Regions from separate parts of the Homo sapiens genome. Here region 1 is linked to region 2. A link is a loop called in an ENCODE intact Hi-C map of the cell type or tissue named here. Cell type or tissue: HepG2. All regions are shown on one strand. Links, peaks and the distances in the headings refer to the core of each region. The heading gives the core; the rest is flanking DNA. Region 1 holds the start of F2 (coagulation factor II, thrombin). Region 2 holds the start of LOC124902673 (a long non-coding RNA gene).

Region 1 (11,972 bases), core at 2,396-10,395, 720 kb before region 2:
ACTGAGAAAATATTTTCAGAATTTCAAGGCTACAGTGAGCTGTGATTTTACCACTGCATTCTAGCCTGGGCAGCACAACAAGACCCTGTCTGAAAAATATATATATATATATATATATATTTTATTTTTTTTTTCCTCTGATTTCAATATAATTTTCATTTTATTTATTTTTTGAGATGGATTTTTTGTTTGAGATGGAGTCTTGCTCTATCGCCCAGGCTAAAGTGCAGTGGCACTGCCTCAGTTCACTGCGACCTCTGCCTCCTGGGTTCAAGCAATTCTCCTGCCTCAGCCTCCTGAGTAGCTGAGATTACAGGTACCTGCCACCACGCCCGGCTAATTTTTGTATTTTTAGTAGAGACGAGGTTTTACCATGTTGACCAGCCTGGTCTCGAACTCCTGACCTCAGGTGATCCACCCACCTTGGCCTCCCAAAGTGCTGGGATTACAGGGGTGAGCCACCATGCCCAGACTGTTTTTTGTGTTCTTAGTAGACACAGGGTTTCACCATGGTTGGCCAGGCTGGTTTTGAACTTCTGTCCTCAAGTGATCCACTCACCTCAGCCTCCCAAAGTGTTAGGATTACAGGCATGAGCCACCATGCCTAGTCTATTTATTTATTTATTATTATTTTTGAGACCGCCTCACTCTGTCACCCAGGATGGAGTGCAGTGGCGTGATCTTGGCTCACTGCAACCTCTGCCTCCCGGGTTCAAGGGATTCTTGTGCCTCAGCCTCCCAAGTAGGTGTGACTACAGGCATGCACCACCATGCCCAGCTAATTTTTTGTATTTTAGTAGAGACGGGGTTTCACCATGTTGCCCAGGATGGTCTTGAACTCCTGAGCTCAGGTGATCTGCCCACCTTGGCCTCCCAAATTGCTGGGATTATAGGCGTGAGCCACTGCGCCTGACCACATATAATTTTTATTAATTATAATGTTGAAAGTCCCTTTATTCCACACCTCTCCTCTCATTCACTCCTGATAGGTCATTTTTAATGATTTGATGTATATACTGAATTTGGATGCTTCTTGCTACAGGGCAAAGACGCTAATAAGATTTTGCTGGAGCCTTTTCACAGATGCAAGTCAATCCAGGCAGTGTCTATAGCTGCTGAACCCAAAATCAGAAAGCGAGGGCTATCAAAGCTCTTCTGTCCTGATTTGCAACTTTAGTAGTGCAAGAAAAAAAATCTTAGAATAAAAAATGGGTACCGTTCAGAGACCTTTAGAGATTGCAAGGCATCACAGATGATAAAAAGCTCCATCTCTAGACGTGTTCAGGAGTGGGTTGGGGCTTTGACCTTGACTAGCTGCATCAACTTGGACAAGTCACTTCGCTTCCCTGTGCCTCAGTTTCCTCATCCATAAAATGGGGATAAGTATAGTACCTACCTCATAAGTCCTGCCTACCTGGCACATGGTGAGCAATTACTAAATTGTAGGCCTAGTCCCTATAATCCCAGCACTTTTGGAGAACAAGGTAGGGGAATCGCTTGAAGCCAGGAGTTCCAGACCAGCCTGGCCAACATAGTGAGACTGTGTTTCTATAAAATAAAAAAAAAAAATACCCAAGCTTGGTGGTGCAGGCCTGTAGTCCCGGCTACTTGGGAGTCTGAGTCAGGAGGATTGCTTGAGCCCAGGAGTTCAAGGTTGTAGTAAGCTATGATTGCACCACTGCACTCCAGCCTGGCGACAGAGCATGACCCTGTCTCTAAAAATATAAAATTAGGCCAGGCACAGTGGTTCATGCCTGTAATTCCAACATTTTGGGAGGCCAAGGCAGGTGGATCACTGTGAGCTCAGCAGTTCGAGACCAGCCTGGGCAACAAGGCAAAATCCTGTCTCTACTAAAATTACAAAAATTAGCCAGGAGAGGTGGTACACGCCTGTAATCCCAGTTACTGGGGAAGCTGAAGCAGGAGAATTGCTTGAACCCGGGAGGCGAAGGTTGCAGTGAGCCAAGATCGTGCCATTGCACTGCAGCCTAGGAGACAGAGCGAGACTCGATCTCAATAAATAAATAAATTAATTAATTAATAAAAAAATAAGTTGGGCATGGTGGCACCTGCCTGTAGTCCAAGCTACTCAGGAGGCTGAGGTGGGAGGATCACTTGAGCCAGGAGTTCTAGGCTGCAGTGAGCTATTATCACGCCACCATACTCCAGCCTGCTGTATGTACTCCAGCCTGGGCAACAGAGTGACACCCTGTCTCAAAGTAAAGTAAAATAAAAATTAAAAAACAAATTACTAAATTGTACTTAACAGTATTGTCATCAGTCTTCCTAAATAGGAGGACAGGCAAAATTAAGGGACTTAACATGTGCCCTCAGGTATAGTAGTTTGGGGCAGGCCAGCATCACCCGCACAGTAGTTCTGTACTGTAGGTGCGTGTTCTCTGGGTCAACTTTATGGCCCAGTGAGGCCGTACTCTACCAGAATGTCAGGGGACAAGGGTTGGGAGAGGCAAAAGTGCTGGTCTGAAGCAGGAGTCTGGGTTTCCATCCTAGCTCTACCACCAATTCTGTATGACCGTGCCCCCTCCATTTCCTCCATGACCACATAGAGACATGGGGCAGTTGGATGAAATCAATGATTCCCAGTCTTGGCTCTATCATGGAACCATTTGCTAACTTCTTTTTTTCTCTTATGGATCCCATATTTTTAAAGATTTTTACTAAATAGAAATTGACTTATACTTTTCCAAGCTGGAGTGTGGTGGCATGATTTCAGCTCACTGCAACCTCCGCCTCCCGGGTTCAAGTGATTCTCCTGCCTCAGCCTCCTGAGTAGCTGGGATTATAGGTGCTCACCAGGCCCGGCTAATTTTTTTGTATTTTTAGTAGAGACAGAATTTCACCATGTTGGCCAGGCTGATTTCAAACTCCTGACCTCAAGTGATCTGCTCACCTCAGCCTCCCAAAGTGCTGGGATTACAGGCGTGAGTCACTATGCCCAGCCGCTTACTCACATTTTCTAGTCAAAATAGAAAACTGCTTAAGTCACTGTCTGCAGAAGAGCAAAAAAAAAAAAAGAAATAAAAAATTGAAAACTGCTGATCAGATTGAGAAAAACATAAGATTATTCACCACCTAAAGAGAAAAAATTTCAGTCGAAAGGGAAAAAAATTCATTTTTGTCTTAATAAGGCAAATTCACAATTTTTGAGGTTTTAACAAAATATATGCAGAAAGACAAGGCCACCCCGTAGAACGTGCACACAGCCCTAGGCTTGGAAATGGCTGGATTTAATAATATCTGGTCTTTCTTTGAGCCCTGAAATTCTCTAACACTATGTCTTGGAACATAATTTTACTGTTTTCAGTGGTTATAGAGATTTGCTTTACAATTTAGCATTGGTCTTTACCCATGATTTTGTTTGACGCCAACTTGTTGGGCAGGAATGCACCCCCTGCCCCCCGCTTTGTTATGGCCTTGCTCCTATAGGGCAAGAATATCTGCTTTAAGGCCGGGTGTGGTGGCTCAGGCCTGTAATCCCAGCACTTTGAGGGGCCAAGGCGGGCAGATCACCTGAGGTCAGGAGTTTGAGACCAGCCTGGCCAGTATGGTGAAATCCTGTCTCTACTAAAAATAACAAAAATTAGCTGGGTGTGGTGGCACACACCTGTAATCCCAGCTATTTGGGAGGCCGAAACAAGAGAACCACTTGAACCCAGGAGGCGGAGGTTGCGGTGAGCCGAGATTATGCCACTGCACTCCAGCCTGGGAAACAGAGCAAGATTCCGTCTCACACACAAAAAATATATATATGTCTGCTTTAAGTATGCAGGCCGTGTTTGTGCTGAACGGCAGGAATGCCAAACTTGGCTGCATGGTACCAACTAGGGACCTCAGAGTTCCAAGGAGAACAAACAGTTGGTTCCTGGAGGCTGGGGGCTTGTATCAGACCCTGAAGACTAAGCATGTGCTGGGTCCATTGTTGTCCTGCACCCATGGTAGTGCACTAAACACCTAACCTATATTTAAGTGTTTTTGTTTGTCCAAAAAATGTCTTTTTTTTTTGGGAGTCAAGAGTCTTGCTCTGTTGCCCAGGCTGGAGTGCAGTGACACGATCTCAGCTCACTGCAGCCTCCGCCTCCCGGGTTCAAGCTATTCTCCTGTCTCAGCCTCCCAAATAGCTGAGACTATAGGCACGCACATCCATGCCCAGCTAATTTTTTTATTTTTAGTAGAGACGAGGTGTCTCCATGGTGGCCAGGTTGGTCTTGAACTCCTGTCCTCAAGTGATCCACCTGCCTCGGCCTCCCAAAGTGGTGGGATTGCAGGCATGAGACACCGCGCCCGGCCTGCCTTGTCCCTTCTTAAAATGAGTTGTCCATTTGTAAGCTGCTGATTTCTTTGGGACATTGTCTCCGTAAACTTTTCATAAAGCATCAGTGATTTCACCATTCTTCCACCCAAGCTTCACCGTAAATTTGTTGTTTGTTCTTGCTTCAATTTCAGCAGAATTCATTTAGCTCTGATAAGGGCTCGCTTCAAACTGATGTCTTATCCTTCTTAGTGCCTCAAACTACATCCTGTTCACTCATGTTATAGCAAGTTAGTGTGAGTTTATTTTGGTGCACAAAAATTTTTTTAAATCCATGCAGTCTTTTTTCATAATACGCATTTTCCATGAACTTTTCGAAGACCCCTTGTAGATGTCTGTTGTTTAAACCACCCAGTTTACAGTAATTTTTTTTTTTTTTTGAGATGAAGTCTTGCTCTGTCGCCCAGGCTGGAGTGCATTGGCACACTCTCGGCTCACTGCAACCTCTGCCTCCTGGGTTCAAGCAATTTTTCTGTCTCAGTCTCCCGAGTAGCTGGGATTACAGGTGTGTGCCACCATGCCTAGCTAATTTATGTGTTTTTAGTAGAGACGGGGTTTCACTATGTTGGCCAGGCTGGTCTCGAACTCCTCACCTTGTGATCGGCCCGCCTCGGCCTCCCAAAGTATTGGGATTACAGGCGTGAGCCACTGCACCTGGCCTACAGTAATTTTATAGCAGCCCAGGCTAAGATAGCCATTTCTGGGTATAAGAATGTCATATACTGAACAGGCCTGCAACTGTGAGTAAAAGTCTGCAAAGAGGCCGGGCAGTGGCTCATACCTGTAATCCCAGCACTTTGGGGGGCCGAGGCAGGTGGATCACCTGAGGTCAGCAGTTCGAGACCAGCCTGACCAACATGGTGAAACCCCATCTCTACTAAAAATACAAAATTAGCTGGGCGTGGTAGTGCATGCTTGTAATCCCTAGCATGCACTTGGGAGCTACTTGGGAGGCTGAGGCAGGAGAATCACTTGTACTCAGGAGGCCGAGGTTGCAGTGAGCTGAGATCACGCCACTGCACTCCTTTCTGGGTGACAGAGTGAGACTCCATCTCAAAAAAACAAAACAAAACAAAACAAAAACAAACAAAAAAACCCAACAGGTAGGTAGCAGTGGTTCACGCCTGTAATCCCCACTTTGGGAGGCTAAAGTGGGCAGATCACCTGAGGTCAGGAGTTCACGTCCAGCCTGGGCAACATGGTGAAACTCTGTCTCTACAAAAATACAAAAATTAGCCAGGCATGATGGCGGGTGCCTGTAGTTCCAGCTATTCGGGAGGCTGAGGCAGGAGAATCGCTTGAACCTAGGAGGTAGAGGTTGCAGTGAGCCGAGTTCACGCTATTGCACTCCAGCCTCCATCTCAAAAACAAAACAACAAAAACCCAAAATATATATTATAATTTTATTTTATTTATTCAATTTTATTTTATTTTATTTTATTTTTCTAGGAACAGGTCTCATTCAGGCCAGGCATGGTGGCTCACGCCTGTAATCCCAGCACTTGGGAGGCCGAGGTGGAGGTGGGCGGATCACCTGAGGTCAGGAGTTCGAGACCATCCTGGTCAATGTGGCGAAACCCCATCTCTACTAAAAATACAAAAATTAGCCAGGTGTGGTGGCACACGCCTGTAATTCCAGCTACTTGGGATACTGAGTCAGGAGAATCACTTGAACAGGGAGATGGAAATTGCAGTGAGCCGAGATTGTTCCACTGCACTCCAGCCTGGGTGACAGGGCGAGACTCCGTCTCAAAAAAAAAAAAAAAAAAGAAAGAAAGAAAGAAAGAAAGAAACAGGATCTTACTCTGTTACCCAGGCTGGAGTACAGTGGTGCAATCATAGCTCACTGCAGCCTGGAACTCCTGGGCTCAAGTGATCCTCCTGCCTCAGCCTCCTCAGTAGCTCAGACTGCAGGCATGCACCACCATTCCCAGCTAATTTTTAATTTTTTTTTGGTAGAGATGAGGGTCTTGCTATGTTGCCCAGGCTGGTCTCAAACTCCTGGCCTCAAGCGATCCTGCCATGTCGGCCTCCCAAAGTGTTGGGATTACAAGTGTGAGCCACTATGCCTGGCCTAAAAATATATATATGAAAATATATAAGAAATGGGCCTCCCAGGAATTAAGGTGTTTGCGGGAGTCCTGGTCCCCAGTTTTTCTGCCAACACTCCCTGTTCCCACACATGACCTGGTCCAGACCCCAAACAGCCAGGCCCAAAGGACAGGTGAGGCGAGGCGAGAACTTGTGCCTCCCCGTGTTCCTGCTCTTTGTCCCTCTGTCCTACTTAGACTAATATTTGCCTTGGGTACTGCAAACAGGAAATGGGGGAGGGACAGGAGTAGGGCGGAGGGTAGGGTAGGACCAGAAGCCTCTCTAGGCCTGCCATGGGGCAGGCAGCCAGGGAGAAGGAGGGCCCCTCAGTGGAGACCCAGGGATTTCAGTAGCCCCTGTTCCGGGACAGGCGCAGGTCCTGGGAGGTGACAGAAGATAGACTAAAGGCCCAAGAGTCCCTGGACCTGACTCCTCCCAGGCAGCTGCCACACACAAACACACCTCCAGGCACCCTGGACAGGAAGGAGGAGAAATGGGCCCCTCCTCCAGTGGCTGAGAAGCTGGGGCAAATGTTGGCTGTTCCTATCCCTGGTGCATCCCATGGCGAGGGGCAACTTCCATCAGGCCACACCTTTTATCTTTGTCTCTATTTTTGATATCTGTGTATTATGATTATACAAACCCCCACATTGGCCTATATGTGCAGATCTGATTAAGAACTTACGATATTCCATGGACATTCCATTCCTAATCTCCTTTAGTCCTCACAACAAAGTATTATTCCCATTGTATAGATGAGGAAACTGAGGCACACAGAGATGACAAGCAACCACCGCTATATGTTAGGATTCGAAGGAGCTCCAGGAAAGTCTCATAGCCCCACTGGCCAGAATGGGCTAAATCTCAGAGGGGGAGGGTGGGAGATGGGGGTGACAGTGACCTTTTTTGTGACTCCTCCTAGACCATCCATCCCTGCTCCCAGGAGGACCTGTCCTCCCAGATGGTGGAGATGGACAGGAGGACTATCTACCCACCCGTCCCCACGGCCCTGACCCTCTGACCTCACCCTCTCCGCTGATTTCTTCATGTTAGTTCAACATTAACCCAGAGGGGTCAGGACAGACAATTCCTCAGTGACCCAGGAGCTGACACACTATGGCGCACGTCCGAGGCTTGCAGCTGCCTGGCTGCCTGGCCCTGGCTGCCCTGTGTAGCCTTGTGCACAGCCAGCATGGTAAGGGAGTGCTTGCAGGCTGGAACAGGCTGGAGGACTGGGGTGTGGGCCCATGGGCTGGGGTCTCCTGGCTGGACAGAGCACACAGAGCTGGCCCCTAAGTAGGTCTCAGCCCCAGGCGGCCAGCTTAGGGAAGAAGTCAGGAGCTCAGGGCTGGAAAGAGAATGGCTGCTTCTCTCTTCCAATATAGGGAGCAGGCTGGGGGCAAGGGGCAGTGTAGGAGGGGCACAGGGGGCCACATTTAGCAGCCTTCCAGGCACTTCCACCAGCCCAGACAGCCTCTCTCAGAAGCCAGCAGGGGAGGGTGGGCTTGCTTCATGCCCCCAGAATGGCCAAGACTGCCTGTTCCTGAGGCCGCTGTCCCATGACCCCCCCACCGCCTTACAGTGTTCCTGGCTCCTCAGCAAGCACGGTCGCTGCTCCAGCGGGTCCGGCGAGCCAACACCTTCTTGGAGGAGGTGCGCAAGGGCAACCTGGAGCGAGAGTGCGTGGAGGAGACGTGCAGCTACGAGGAGGCCTTCGAGGCTCTGGAGTCCTCCACGGCTACGGTGAGCCTGGGCTGCTCGGACGGTGCCGGGGCCTCAGACCGGGCCCAACTCTAGACACTTCCACAGAGAAGCAAGCGAGGAACGCCACAGCCCCTTCGCTGCTCACAGCCTCATTTCAACTCTGAGCCCCTCCTCACAGGGCTGGCAAGAGGAGCGGCCTCAGCCTTTCCTGGGGGTCTCTGTGCCTGGACTGTGTCCCTGTGCAGCTCCATGACATGGGGAGGCCTCCACAGTCTTCAGACATCCACCTGCCCTGGAGCTCTGTGTCCACATGGCCTCCTCAGCGGCAGACTCCCACACCACCCTTGAGGGGTGGGACTCTGGGGAGGCCACCACAAGCCCCCGGGCTCAAGACTCAGTGTTCCTGGAGCTCTGTGTCGCCTTTCCTGTCTGTAGGGCTCTGCCAGGGTCCCACTGCCCCCTCTCCTCCCATCTCCCCCAGCCTCTTTCAGTCTCGGTGTGTGTGTTGGAGGAACTCCCCTATCCTCAAATATTCTTCTCCTTTTGGAAACAAAAGTAGGAAACTCTGCCACAAACCTCCCCAGAGCCTGCCCCCTGCGTGACCAGGGTAAAGGAAAGTGTGAGGAGGAGACATAACATTTACTAAAACAACACAAAACAGGAGCTGCCGTAGCCTCACTCCCAGCCCTTGTTTTTCAGGATGTGTTCTGGGCCAAGTACACAGGTGAGCACCGGGAAGGATTTGCCCCAGGAAGGGAGGCCTGGGGACCCCAGTGAGAGAATTCTACCCAGAGAATCTTCTGCTGCACCTAGCCATCCACCCATCCACCCCTTCCCCACTCCTTCCTTGGTCCCTCCCATCTGTTCATCCATCTTTCTGTTTCTCACCAACATCCCATCCACCCTGACTCCAGCTCATCCTGGCCATACCCCAATCCCAAAGGTAAACACCTGGGTCTTTTCCAGCTTGTGAGACAGCGAGGACGCCTCGAGATAAGCTTGCTGCATGTCTGGAAGGTGAGCAACTGACACGGGTTTGGGGAGCAGGACATGGAGGGGAGCCTGGGAGAAGAGCTCAGGGGTGGGTTTGGAGTGTGGCTGGTGGAGGCCGAGGCAGTCCCCAGCATCTGACATTGCTCCCATTCCTGGGGTCAAGATGTCTCTTTGTACCTGGCTCTGTGTCTGGCATGCGAACGAATGAATGAATGAATGGACTAATGAATTAATGTTTTTTTTTTTGAGACAGAGTCTCGCTCTGTTGCCCAGGCTGGAGTGCAGTGGCACGATCTTGGCTCACTGTAAACTCCGCCTCCCGGGTTCAAGCAATTCTCTGCCTCAACCTCCCAAGTAGCTGGGATTACAGGTGCTCGCCACCACGCCTGGCTAATTTTTGTATTTTTAGTAGAGACGGGGTTTCACCATGTTGGCCAGGCTGGTCTTGAACTCCTGACCTCGTGATCCACCCACCTCGGCCTCAAAGTGCTGGGATTATAGAAGTGAGCCACCGCGCCTGGCCATGAATTCATGTTTAAGGCTTCATTCTCCTTTGCCTGACCCGAGTCTCTGCCCCCACCTAGTCAGAGCTTTGATGATGTCACATTCCCCTTCTAGCTTTAGGTGTCACTGAACCAAACAGGAACCCAAACCCCCAGCTGCTCTGACACCAAGGACTTCCCTAAGCATGCCAAGGTGTTTCTAGCACCTGGCCTTGCATATGTTGTCAATTTCCTCTGGAGCGACCATCACATCTACTGAACACTTTCCTATCCTTCAAGGACTGCTTCAAATGTCACCACTTTTGCTGAGACTTCAGGGAGCACCCTCCCTCCTGCACTGTGTTCTGAAGGCACCTTTAGCACGACAAAAATGGAACTCTTTGTTTATTTATAAGAGACAGGGTCTCCCTTTTTTGCCCAGGCTGATCTTGAACTCCTGGGCTCAGGCAATTCTCCCATCTCAGTCTCCCAAAGGAGTAGGATTATAAGTGTGAGCCACCATGCCTGGCTGCCATACTTTCATTTTTTTTTTTTTTTTTTTGAGGTGGAGTCTCACTCTGTCGCCTAGGCTGGAGTGCAGCAGCGCGATCTCGGCTCGCTGCAACCTCCGCCTAGCGGATTCAAGTGATTCTCCTGCCTTAGCCTCCTGAGTAGCTGGGATTACAGGCACACACTACCATGCCCAGCTAATTTTTTGTATTTTTTAGTAGAGACGGGGTTTCACCATGTTGGCCAGGCTGGTCACAAACTCCTGACCTCAGGTGATCCACCAGCCTCAGCCTCCCAGAGTGCTGGGATTACAGGTGTAATCCACTGCGCCCAGCCTCATTTGTTAAATTACGTACTCAACAGACATTTTACAAAGTTCCTGCTACGTGCCAGGCACTATATCAGGTGCTGGGGATTTTAAGAGAATCAAATACAGTCTCTGCCTTCAAGGAATTCAAAATCTCAAAAGAGAACAAAAATACAAAATATTAAAATGATTGCGGCCGGGTGTGGTGGCTCAAGCCTGTAATCCTAGCACTTTGGGAGCTGAGGTGGGCGCCCAGGCCAGGGGTTTGAGACCATCCTGGCCAACATAGTGAAACCCCCAACCTCTACTAAAAATACAAAAATTAGCTGGGGTGTGGTGGCACGCGCCTGTAATCCTAGCTACTAGGGAGGCTGATGGGGGAGAATTTCTTGAATCTGGGAGGCAGAGGTTGCAGTGAGCTGAGATCATGCCACTGCACTTCAGTCTCGGCAACAGAACAAGACTCATCTCAAAATACATAAATAAAAATAAATAATTCAATAAAGTGATTGCAAGAAAAGTTCTGTTCAAGGCACCAAGAGACCACAGGAAAATGAGTGTCTGGTTTGCCAGAAAAATGAGAGATGGCTTCCCAGGAGAGGCAGAGTTCTGCCTGGCCTGGTGGGATGCATGGATGAACAAACAAGTGGGCATTCCAGTCAGAAGAAACAATCCGTGGAAAGACCCAGAGGCATGAGAAGCTGAGCTAGCAGGGACAGGTAGACCAGGGCCAGTTGAAAAGGACCTTCATCACTTTTTCATCCTGCTGGCCAAGAGAAGCCACAGAATGGAAGCTCCATGAGGGCAGGGCTGTGACTGTCCTATTGGTTGATGTGTACTGAGCACCCGACAGTGCCTGTCATATGGTAGGCACTTAGCGAATATTTGGAGGCCACTGTTGAGTGAATGGGAGAACTGCTGGTTGCAGAGGAAGAGGGGCTGGGTGAATGCAGGTTCAGGATTGTGGACCTGCATGAGCTGGGAGGTGGGGGATAGACAACTTTGCAGGGAGAGAGGAAATAAGTCCCCAGGCTCCAAGGCTGACCGGGGTGGGGTCTCCGCAGGTAACTGTGCTGAGGGTCTGGGTACGAACTACCGAGGGCATGTGAACATCACCCGGTCAGGCATTGAGTGCCAGCTATGGAGGAGTCGCTACCCACATAAGCCTGAGTGAGTGAGGGGCCGGCCTTCCCACCATGGGCTGAGAACAGGGAGCAAGCGTACCTCAAGCCCAACAGCCTCCTGTTGGGCAATTTCCTGTTCCAGAATCAACTCCACTACCCATCCTGGGGCCGACCTACAGGAGAATTTCTGCCGCAACCCCGACAGCAGCACCACGGGACCCTGGTGCTACACTACAGACCCCACCGTGAGGAGGCAGGAATGCAGCATCCCTGTCTGTGGTAAGCTGGGGGCAGTGGGGCGGCCCATGGCCAAGGCCCGGGGGCTTCATGGGGCCTGGCAGCCTGGGATGGGAACCAAGAATACTGGCTACCCAGGCACAGTGGCTCATGCCCGTAATCCCAGCACTTTGGGAGGCTGAGGCAGGCAGATC
Region 2 (11,840 bases), core at 3,660-11,659:
TCTCAGTCTGTCACCCAGGCTGGAGTGCAGTGGTGATTCTCCCACCTCAGCCTCCTGAGTAGCTGGGACTACAGATGCACACCACCACACCCAGCTAATTTTTGTGTTTTTGGTTTTTTTTTTCTGAGACAGAGTTTCACTCTTGTTGTCCAGGCTGGAGTGCAGTGGCACGATCTGGGCTCACTGCAACCTCCACCTCCTGGGTTCAAGCAATTCTCCTGCCTCAGCCTCCCGAGTAGCTGGGATTACAGGCATGCACCACCATGCCTGGCTAATTTTGTATTTTTAGTAGAGGTGGGGTTTCTCCATGTTGGTCAGGCTGGTCTTGAACTCCTAACCTCAGGTGATCCACCCGTCTTGGCCTCCCAAAGTGCTGGGATTACTTTACCTTAAACAAATATCCAGAATTCAGAAATAGTAAGATCTGAATCAAAACAATCAAGCGGAGGGTGTGGAGCTTGGTGGGGCTTTTGGGGGTAAACAAGATTGTCCATGTGCTGAAATGCATAGTTAAGGCTGAGATGGAAATCATTGGTTTCTCTCCTTTTGTATCTATTTGAAAATTTCCAAAACGAAAGATATAACTCCTCCTAACCCCCTTGAATAGGACCATTTCTCACTCCCTCCATTGCCTATCACCCTGGTTCAAGCCACCATCATCTCAGACCTAGCTTATTATTATTATTTGGCATTGCTGTTGCATTTGAGATGGAGTCTTGCTCTGTTGCCCAGGCTGGAGTGTGGTGGTACTATCTTGGCTCACTGCAACCTCTGCCTCCGAGGTTCAAGCAATTCTCTTCCCTCAGCCTCCCAAGTAGCTGAGATTACAGGTGTACACCACCATGCCTGGCTAATTTTTATATTTTTAGTAGAGATGGGGTTTCACCATGTTGGCCAGGCTGGTCTCGAACTCCTGACCTCAAGCGGTCTGCCCGCCTCCATCTCCCAAAGTGCTGGGATTATAGGCATGAGCCACCGCTACCCCTAGATTATTATGGGGACCTTTCCACTGGTCTCCTGGATTCTACCCTAACCCTCCTGTGATGATTAATTTTGACTGGGCCATGGGATGCCCAGGTGTTTGGTTCAACATTATTCTGGGTCTTTTTGTCAGGCTGTTTTTAGACAAGATTGACATTTAAATCAGGAGACTGAGGAAAGCAGGTTGCCCTCTCTAATGTGGGCGGGCCTCATCCTGTCAGTTGCAGGCGTTGAACAGAAAGGCTGACTCCGAGGGAGTTCTTCCTGCCAGATTCCCTTCTGACAGGCATAAAGGTCTTTTCTGCCTTTGGAGTTGAACTGAAACATTATTCTTCACAGGGCTTGAGCCTGACAGCCTTCAGAGGAGAACTACCCCATCGGCTCTCCTGGTTCTCAGACCTTCTGAATCAGGCTGGAACAAAACCATCAAGTCTCCTCGGTCTCCAGAACTCACCCTGCAGATCTAGGGACTTGCCAGACTCCATAATCACATGAGCCAAGTCCTTATACTACATCTCTTTATATAGCAGGTTGGTGCAGAAGTAATTGCAGTTTTTGCCATTAAAAGTACAAGCAGCCAGGCGCGGTGGCTCACGCCTGTAATCCCAGCACTTTGGGAGGCCGAGGCCGGTAGATCACCTGAGGTCAGGAATTCGAGACCAGGCTGACCAAGAGTAACCCCGTCTCTACTAAAAATACAAAAAAAATTAGCCGGGCGTTGGTGGTGGGCATCTGTAATCCCAGATACTCAGGACGCTGAGGCAGGGGAATTGCTTGAACCTGGGAGGTGGAGGTTGCAATGAGCTGAGATCGCACTATTGCACTCCAGCCTGTGCGACTAGACCAAGACTCCATCTCAAAACAAACAAACAAAAAAACACAAAAAACAAAAGTACAAGCAAAAAGATCCTATTGGTTCTGTTTCTCTGGACAATGCTTCCTAAAATCTACTATTTTGAAAAACCCTTTATTTTGAAAAATGTTGAACATACAACAAAGTTTAAAGAATAGACAATGAACACCTGTGTACCTTTCGTCTAGATTTGCCAATTGATAACATTTTGCCACATTTGACTTTGCTCTCTCTTCCTCTGTGTGTGTACACACACACATTTATTCCCAAACCATTTCAAAGTAAGCTACAGGCTGGGTGAGGTAGCTCATGGCTATAATCCCAGCAGTCTGGGAGGCCAAGATAGGAGAATCTCTTGAGCCCAGGGGTTTGAGACCAGCCTGGGCAATGTAGGGAGAGCCCATCTCTAAAAATAATTTTAAAAAATTAGCCAGGTGCGGTGGCACATGCCTGTAGTCCCAGCTACTCAGGAGGTGGAGGCAGGAGGAACACCTGAGCCCAGGAGGTCAAGGCCGCGGTGAGCTATGATCATGCCACCACACTCTGGCATGGATGACAGAGAACGTCATTTCTGTCCGGGCACAGTGGCTCATGCCTGTAATCTCAGCACTTTGGGAGGCCAAGGTGAACAGATCACTTGAGGTCAGAAATTTGAGACCAGCCTGGCCAACATGGTAAAACCTCGTCTCTACTAAAAATACAAAAATCAGTGGCGCGTGCCTATAGTTCCAGTTACTTGGGAGGCTGAGGCAAGATAATCACTTGAACCTGGGAGGCAGAGGATGCAGTGAGCTGAGATCAGGCCACTGCACTCCAGCCTGGGCAACACAGCAAGACTCCGTCATAAAAAAAAAAATCAAAATAACTTCCAGACTTCATGACACTTCACCTGTAAATACTTCAGCCCGTGTCTCCTAAAAACAGACATTTTCATACATAGCTATGATACATTGGTAGTATAATACCTTGTCAGCTGGGGGTGGTGGCTCACGCCTGTAGTCCCAGAATTTTGGGAGGCCAAAGCAGGCGGATCACTTGAGGTTGGTATCCGAGACCAGTCTGGCCAACATGGAGAAACCCTGTCTCTACTAAAAATACAAAAATTAGCTGGGCATGGTGGTGCATGCCTGTAATCCCAGCTACTCAGGAGGCTGAGGCAGGAGAATCACTTGAGCCTGGGAGGTGGAGGTAGCAGTGAGTCAAGATTGCGCCACTGCACTCCAGCCTAGGTGACAGAGGGAGACTCTGTCTCCAAAAAAAAAAAAAAAAAAAAAAAATCTATCTATCTATATATATAGTCATACCCAGGGAATTTAATATTGATGCAATAATATCCAATATATAGTCTATATAAAAATGTCTTAAATTATTCCCTAAACATCCCTTATAGCCTTTAAAAAAAAAATCCAGTATCGTTGGCCAGGTGCGGTGGCTCACGCCTGTAATCCCAGCACTTTGGGAGGCCGAGGCGGGTGGATCACCTGAGGTCAGGAGTTCATAGACCAGCCTGGCCAACATGGCGAAACCCTGTCTCTACTAAAAATACAAAAAATTAGCTGGGCGCTGTGGTGGGCGCCTGTAATCCCAGCTACTTGGGAGGCTGAGGCAGGAGAATTGCTTGAACCTGGAAAGTGGAGGTTGCAGTGAGCCGATATCGCGCCACTGCACTCCAGCCTGGGCAACAGAGCAAGACTCCATCTAAGAAATAAATAAATAAATAAATAAAATAAAATAATTTTAAAAATCCAGCATCAAGTCAAGGGTCACATGATCCATTTAGTTGTCACATCTCTTTAATCTTCTTTATTCCAGAACAATCTCTCAATCATTTTGGTCTTTCATGGCCTTGGCATTTTTGAAACATTCAGGCCAGCTGTCTTGTATGGAATCTGTTCTCCACATAGCAACCAGAGGAATTCTTGTAAAACCAAGTCAGATCACGTCACTCCTCTGCTCAAAATCCTCAGCAGGTGCCCGACTCGCCAGAGCAGGAGCCAAAGTCCTTCCCAAGTCCTGCATGTGTTCACACCACACTCTCCTCCTGGCCTCCACTCCTCCTCCTTCCCTCCTGCTCACTTACAGGCCTCCCTGCTGCTCCTGAGCACATCAGGCAAGCTCCTGTCTTAGGATTCTGTTCTCTAGGAGAATGCTCTTTCCAGGAAATCTGCTTAGTTCAATCTCTCACCTCCTTTAAGGTTTCACTCACATGCCACCTTCTCAATGAGGCCCAGCCTGTTTCGTTTTTTTTTTTTCACAGGGTCTCACTCTGGCCCAGGCTGGAGTGCAGTGGTGCCATCTCAGCTCTTTGCAGCCTCTGCCTCCTGGGCTTAAGTGATACTCCCACCTCAGCCTCCCAAGTAGTTGGGATTACAGATGTGCACCACCACATGTGGCTAATTTTTGTATTTTTAGTAGAGACAGGGTTTTGCCGTGTTGCCCAGGCTGGTCTCGAACTCCTGACCTCAAGTGATTTGCCTGCCTCCGCCTCCCAAACTACTGGAGTTACAGGCGTGAGCCACCACACCCAGACAATTAGTGCCTTTATAGGAAGAGGAAGACAGAGGGAGGGAGGGAAAGAGACTAGGGGGTGGGGGGCAGATCACCTGAGGTCAGGTGTTCGAGACCAGCCTGGCCAACATGGCCAAATTCTGTCTCTACTAAAAATACAAAAATTAGCCGGGTGTGGTGACACGTGCCTGTAATCCCAGCATTTTGGGAGGCTGAGGCAGGTGGATTGCTTGAGTCCAGGACTTCATGACCAGCCTGACCAACATGGTGAAACCCTATCTCTACTAAAAATACAAAAATTAGGCAGGCATAGTGGCACATACCTGTAATCCTGGCTACTTGGGAGGCTGAGGCAGTGAGCCAAGACCATGCCACTGCACTCTAGCCTGGGCAACAGAGCGAGACTCTGTCTCAAAAATAAATAAATACATAAAAAGAGAGAGAGAGAGGGCTCAATCTTGCTGTCACCACAGCAGCATGGGGGGAAAGTCTTGTAAGAACACAGAGAGAAGGGCAAGTCAGGAGGAGAGGCTTCTTGAATTTTCTGGCACCTCGATCTTGGATGTCCTGTCTCTAGAACTGTAAGTTTTAGTTGTTTAAGCTTCTCATCCTAAGGTGCCTTGTTATGGCAGCCTGAGCTGCGACATTCACTGTTACTCATTATCAGTGGCTGCTGGGAGCCCATCCAAGCTGGCTCCTGTGGCCTTTGAGTTTTCCTCATTATTCTTTCAACTTCCCTTGCTTTCTGGCACAAAATAGCTCTGGCTCATCTTGTACTCTCTATGACCCAGCCCTGGAATCAGGCCCTTGACCAAAGAGCCTTGGTTCCTTTTTGTGAAACATGGTGTTTCAAAGCCAAGCCCTGGCTGCTGGGTGAGCTCATTGCTGTTGGCATATCACTGCGCCCAGGCTGGTGGACACGCACATTTATAACTATATTTATTTCTAGATCTACCCGTATATTTTGAAATCCATGAGTTCACACTGATTCTTACAATTCTAATTCAGCGCCACAGGGTCCACTCTGGTTCTCTCCCTTTCCATATTTGTAATTCTCTCCATCAATAGTGAGAAAGCGGCCAGGCACGGTGGCTCACACCTGTAATCTCAGCACTTTGGGAGGCTGAGGCAGGCGGATCATGGGGTCAGGAGATCGAGACCATCCTGGCTAACACAGTGAAAACCTGTCTCTACTAAAAATGCAAAAAATTAGCCGGCATGGTGGCACATGCCTGTAGTCCCAGTTACTCAGGAGGCTGAGGCAGGAGAATTGCTTCAACCCAGGAGGCAGAGGTTGCAGTGAGCCAAGATGGAGGCATTGCACTCCAGCTTGGGTGACAAAGCAAGACTCCATCTAAAAAAAAAAAAAAGTGAGAAAGCTGCCTTCCACTGTCCTTAATCTACCTACTTTTTTTTTTTTTTTTTTTGAGATGGAGTCTCACTCTTGTTGCCCAGGCTGGAGTGCAGTGGTGTGCTCTCAGCTCACTGCAACCTCCACCTCCTGGGCTCAAGGGATTCTCCTGCCTCAGCCTCCAAGTAGCTGGGATTACAAGTGTGCACCACCACGCCCAGCTAATTTTTTTTTTTTTTTTTTTTTGAGACAGAGTCTTGCTCTGTCACCCAGGCTGGAGTGCAGTGGCAGGATTTCGGCTCACTGCAAGCTCTGCTTCCTTGGTTCACGCCATTCTCCTGCCTCAGCCTCCTGAGTAGCTGGGACTACAGGCGCCTGCCACCACGCCAGGCTAATTTTTTTTTGTATTTTTAGTAGAGATGGGGTTTCACCATGTTGGCCAGGCTGCTTTCGAACTCCTGACCTCAAGTGATCCACTTGCCTCGGCTTCCCAGAGTGCTGGGATTATAGACTGTGAGCCACCGCACCTGACCTACTTACTTGTTTGATCAACCCCCTCTGTGTACCCAGTGTTCCACTGCCACTCCCTTCCACACACAGAACCCTCTTCACTCCATCCTTGACCTAATGCCCCCTGCCAGGATGCCCCAAATCATGTGCATGGCCTATTCGCTCTACTCAAGCTCTGATGCCTCACACAAACCTTCACCAATTTGGATGCCTCCTTACTCTGGTGAGGTCCCAATGGCCCACGCCAGGCTGCCCCTCCTTGGGCTTGGTCTCTGACACTTCAAAACAACCCAACCCCATGTGTGGATTCTGTCCTCTCTCCACACAGGTTCTGACCTCTCACCCCAGGCCTTGCCCTGTGTGGACACTCTTCAGCCTGCTTAGATTCCAGTGCCTCACACCAGGTCACCCCTCCACACAGATGCTTGTCTTGCTCTGTCCCACTTAATGGTTTTAGAACTGGTTTAGGGAAGGGGGTGAACATGAGGAAGAGGGACCAGGCTCTACTCTTTTTTCTTTTTTGAGATGGAGTCTCGCTCTGTTGCCCAGGCTGGAGTGCAATGGCACAATCTCAGCCCACCACAACTGCCACCTCCCAGGATCAAGCGATTCTCCTGCTTCAGCCTCCGGAGGAGCTGGGATTACAGGCGCCCACCACCGCGCCCAGCTAATGTTTGTATTTTTAGTAGAGACGGGGTTTCACCATGTTGGTCAGGCTGGTCTCGAACTCCTGACCTCAGGTGATCCAACCTCCCCTCTGCCTCCCAGAGTGCTGGGATTACAGGTGTGAGCCACTGCGCCAGGCCTCTACTCTTATTTTTTTTTTTTTGAGACAGAGTATTGCTCTGTCCCCCAGGCTGAAGTGCAGTAGTATGATCTTGGCTCACTGCAACCTCTGCCTCCCAGGTTCAAGAGATTCTCCTGCTTCATCCTCCCGAGTAGCTGGGACTACAGGTGTGTGCCACCATGCTGACTAATTTTTGTATTTTTTTTTTTCTAGAGACAGGGTTTTGCCATGTTGTACAGGCTGGTCTTGAACTCCTGGGTTCAAGTGACCCACCCACCTCGGCCTCCCAAAGTGCTGGAATTACAAGCAGGAACCACTGCACACAACCAGGCTCTACTCTTTATTGTTACAAAGAACTTATCACATTATATGAGCCTGCTAGGACTGTCATTAGGCAGGTGAGGCCTTTGGGAGGCAATTAGGTCATGAGGGTGGAGCCCTTATATATGGGATTAGTGCCCTTATTAAGGGACTGTGCCTGGCATGGTTGTTCTCGCCTGTAATCCCAGCACTTTGGGAGGCCAAGACAGGTGGATCTTTTGAGGTCAGGAGTTAGAGACCAGCCTGGCCAACTTGGAGAAACCCTGTCTCTACTAAAAATAGAAAAATTAGCCAGGCATGTTGATGCGTGTCTGTAATCCCAGCTACTCAGGAGGCTGAGGCAGGAGAACTGCTTGAACCCGGGAGGCGGAGGTTGCAGTGAGCTGAGATCTCACCACTGCACTCCAGCCTGGGCGACAGAGTGAGACCCTGTCTCAAAAAGAAAAAAAAAAAAGGAATGCAGAGAACTTCCTTGTCCCTTCCACCATGCAAGAACACAGCAAGAAAACTCAATCTGTGAGCAAGAATGTGCGCCCTCACCAGACACCCAATCTGCAGGTGCCTTGATCTTGGACTTCCCAGCCTCCAGAACTGTGACATATCAATTCCTGTTGTTTACAAGCCACCCAGTCTGTTTCGTTACAACAGCCCAAACGGACTAAGCCTTCAACATGGGAATCTGGGGGGACACGATTCGTCTATAGCAGCTTCCCACCAGGCTTTCCAAACTGTGTGTTTCCTGTTTATCATATACCCTCCCACCCACTGCACGTCAGCTTCTCACTGCAGGGATCGTGTCTCTGTGGCATCCCAAGTTCCTGGAGGGGCTGCTGGAGGCCCTTGTACATATGTGCAGAGGAAACGCTTGCGTCTGAGGAAGCTCCTGTGGGGCGCCTCACTCCCACTCTCCCCACTCCTCAGACCTTGGGCATGGAAAGTCGGAATCCCTGGGACCAGGTACAAACAGTTTATTTTTCTATAAAGAGCAAAGTACAAAGAGGCAGGGAGGGGAGCTGGGCCCAGGGGAGCAGCCCTGGGCAGGCCCCAAGGCCTTGGCTATGGTGAGGACGACCTGGCAGCTGCCCCAGGAGTAAATGGGCCTCTGGCGTGCAGTGGAGAAAGAGCAGGAGTGGCGAGGAGGAAGCCCACGCCTGCTGCCAGGAGTCATACAAAGCCAGGCTTCATGGATGAGCGGCGGCAGTTGGGACAGCTCCGGGTCCCGTTGTTCTGCAGGCACCTGGGGAGGCAAAGGGCCCTGTCCACTCCCCTGAGGCCTGTCCTTCCCTCCGGGCCCTCTCTTCCTTCCTTGCCTGCCCTCTGCAGGGGCTGGGATGCATCCTGGTGGCTGTTCAGCAGCAGTGGAAGGGAAGGGAACGGTCCCCCCAGGCTCCCACTGCACCCGGCTTGCCCCTCTCCTCCTCTGCCCCAGGGACCTCCAGGGCAGAGCAGGGGCTGGGAGTTGAGAGGATGGGATGGAACCAGACCCACGGCAGGTCTGGCCCTGGACGTCCGACCTAATGACCTTTGAGGGGCCTCTCTGACTCCTCTTTGGGGATTATGAAAAGAATGGCCACAGATCTCAGCTCACTGCAGCCTCTGCCTCCCGGGTTCAAGTGATTCTCCTGCCTCAGCCTCCCGAGTAGTTGGGATTACAGGCTCCCACCACCATGCCTGGGTAATTTTTGTATTTTTAGTAGAGACGGGGTTTCACCATGTTGGCCAAGATGATCTTGAACCCCGGGGCTCAAGTGATCAGCCCGCCTCGGCCTCCCAAAGTGCTTGCGAGACAGACGTGAGGCACCACGCCTGGCCAAGGTTAAGTGTTTGCTATTAGTATTATTGCTGTGATTAAGCCAGCTGGGCCCTAGAGTGCCCCGAAGAGATCCTGCCCACCCCTGTCCACCCCCCCAGGAGCCCCCACCTGAGGTGGAAGATGTGGGAGCAAGGTAGGGCCTGCAGCCGGCTGTTCTTCTCGCCTATGGACTCGCCGCACAGGCCGCAGTAGAGCTCCGTCTCCTCCACGCACTCGTGGAACCTCACAACGTGCGCCCGCAGTTCCCGCTGCAGCCCTTTGCTGCGGTAAATGCTCTCGCTCAGACAGTGCAGCTTGAGCTGGCTCAGCTGGGGCCCGCAGGAGTGGAGAGCGCCAGTGGGGGATGAGAACAAAGTCAGTGCAGGTAGGCTCCGGTCTCAGCCACTTCCCTGTCTTGCTGATGGACCTTGGAAAAATGTCCTGCCCTCTCTGGGACCTTGCTTCCTTTCATGCAGAATGAGGCGGTGGGTGAGATCAGAAGACTTCACCCCCCAGAACTGCCTGGAGACCCCATGTTTTTGACAGATTTTATGACCAAACCTGGTGCACAGACTCCATAATAATTTGCGGCAGGGCGCCGTGGCTCATGCCTGTAATCCCAGCACTTGGGGAGGCCGAGGCAGGTGGATCACCTGAGGCCAGGAGTTCGAGACCAGCCTGGCCAACATGGCGAAACCCCATCTCTACTAAAAATACAAAAATTAGCCGGGGGTGGTGGTGAGTGCCTGTAATCCCTGCTACTCAGGAGACTGAGGCAGGAGAATCGCTTGAACCCAGGAGGCGGAGGTTGCAGTAAGCCGAAATCGCACCACTGCACTCCAGCCTGGGCTCTAATAGTGAAACTCCGTCTCAAAAAAAAATAATAATTAATCTGCTTTCCTGTTTTTATTAATTAAATATACACACAATAGCTCATCAGCATTTCTGATCAGCCTGATACCCAGGTAAACCAGAGTGGCTATAATCCAACCAAATTTTGGCATTTTGGTTGGACTGTGCACAGGATCTCGTAGAAATGCACATCTGGAAGGCTTTGAGAAGTGGTGAACCTGTTTTCAAGATTTTAAGGTTTTAATAAGATTATGACGATTTTTTTTTTTTTTTTTTTAGATGGAGTCTTGCTCTGTCACCCAGGCTGGAGTACAGTGGCACAATCTTGGTTCATGGCAACCTCCACCTCCCGGGTTCAAGTGATTCTCCTGCCTCAGCCTCCCAAGCAGCTGGGATTACAGGCGTGCACTACCACACCTGGCTAATTTTTGTATTTTTAGTAGAGACAGAGTTTCACCATGTTGGTCAGGCTGATCTCAGGTGATCTGCCCACCTCGGCCTCCCAAAATGCAGGTGTGAGCCACCGCACCCGGCCTTGGTTTTGGTTTTTAGGCCATGCTAATCTTCTCTGTATTGTTCCAATTTCAGAATATGGGCTGCCAAAGCAAGCACTAGATACCATTATTAAATTTGGAACATGGGCTTTGTAGTTAAAACAGACAAGTTAGTAGGTGTGGGACCTTGGACGCCTCTTTGAGCCTCACTTTTCCTCATCTGTAAAATGGGGCTTGCTGTACTCACCTCACAGGGAGAGAGTGAGGACTGGACCCAGTACCCATAAGGACCCTGTGTGTGCTCAGTGCTCAGGGAGTGGAGGCCACTGTTAGTTTTTGTTTGTTTTGAGATAAGGTCTCACTCTGTTACCCAGGCTGGAGTGCAGTGGAGCAATCACAGCTCACTGCAGCCTTGACCTCCTGGGCTCAAGCTATCCTCCCACCTCAGCCTCCCAAGTAGTTGGGACCTCAGGTGTGTGCCACAACAGCTGGCTAATTTTAAAACATTTTTTGTAGAGGCCGGGCCTGGTGGCTCATGCCTGTAATCCCAGCACTTTGGGAGGCCGAGGCAGGTGGATCACCTGAGGTCAGGAGTTTCAGACAAGCCTGGCCAACGCAGTGAATCCCCATCTCTATAAAAAATACAAAAATTAGCCCAGTGTGGTGGCGGGTGCCTATAATCCCAGCTACTCAGGAGGCTGAAGCAGGAGAATCACTTCAACCTGGGAGGCAGAGGTTGCAGTAAGCTGGGATCGCGCTATTGCACTCCAGCCTGGGAGACAAGAGCAAAACTCAATCTCAAAAATGTTTTTTTCTTTTCTTTTCTTTTCTTTTTTAGAGCATGGGTCTCATTATGTAGCCCAGGCTGCTCTCGAACTTCTGGGCTCAAGTGATCCTCCTACCTCGGCCTCCCAAAATTCTAGGATTATAGATGTGAGCCACCATGTCCAGCCCACTGTTAGGGGTTTTAATCAACATCAGGAAGCTTCTGAGGAATTCTGCTATCCTCCAAGCTATGAAACTTCTGCCCTGCCCTCAGAAGTGCTGTGTGTGTGGCAGAGAAAGAGCCAGAGTATGGGGTTGGCTGCAGGCAGCTCCCAGCATCAGGAAGGGCTCATGACGTGAGTAGGCTCAGGAAGGCCCTTCCCCAGACCCAAGTTCCCCACTTGGGCCCTTGACCCCAGATCCAGGACACAGAATCAAGTCTGACCTTGTTCCCCACCTCCTCGGCCAGATCCTGGGCTCTCTCGATGGCATCCAGAGCCTGGAAGGTGAGCATAGGCCAGGGCTGCGGGCAGAGCTGTCTGACAGGCCTTGCTCACAGGGAAGCACAGGGTAGGGGGGCAGGCCTAGGGAGGGTGACATGGCAGCTGCCTTGTGTGTGAAGGCAG

Evidence for each region. Hi-C counts contacts between places; a loop is a spot of excess contacts. Peaks named below come from ENCODE experiments on the same cell type or tissue, not always from the same donor. Only the 100,000 strongest peaks of a DNase experiment are listed, where the experiment ranks them.
Region 1: a loop joins it to region 2, with 12 times the contacts of the local background. A loop is called at or near these places in 4 of 110 quality-filtered maps.

Annotation. Positions count from the first base shown.
Region 1 is chr11:46,711,699-46,723,670 of GRCh38, forward strand. F2 (coagulation factor II, thrombin) reads left to right here and starts at 7,515. Exons shown (of 14, transcript NM_000506.5): 1 at 7,515-7,616; 2 at 8,004-8,164; 3 at 8,825-8,849; 4 at 9,092-9,142; 5 at 11,482-11,587; 6 at 11,684-11,820. The coding sequence starts at 7,538. In HepG2, for the core only: no CTCF peak of the experiment used is centred there; DNase peaks (open chromatin) are centred at 6,703 and 7,453; H3K4me3 peaks cover 2,011 bases.
Region 2 is chr11:47,429,500-47,441,339 of GRCh38, forward strand. RAPSN (receptor associated protein of the synapse) reads right to left here. Exons shown (of 8, transcript NM_005055.5): 6 at 11,660-11,713; 7 at 9,233-9,432; 8 at 8,265-8,548. The coding sequence ends at 8,476. LOC124902673 (a long non-coding RNA gene) reads left to right here and starts at 8,125. Exons shown (of 2, transcript XR_007062669.1): 1 at 8,125-8,268. It also overlaps the pseudogene LOC124902820. In HepG2, for the core only: a CTCF peak has its summit at 8,651 (motif pointing left); DNase peaks (open chromatin) are centred at 3,809, 6,292, 8,442 and 10,762; H3K4me3 peaks cover 1,733 bases.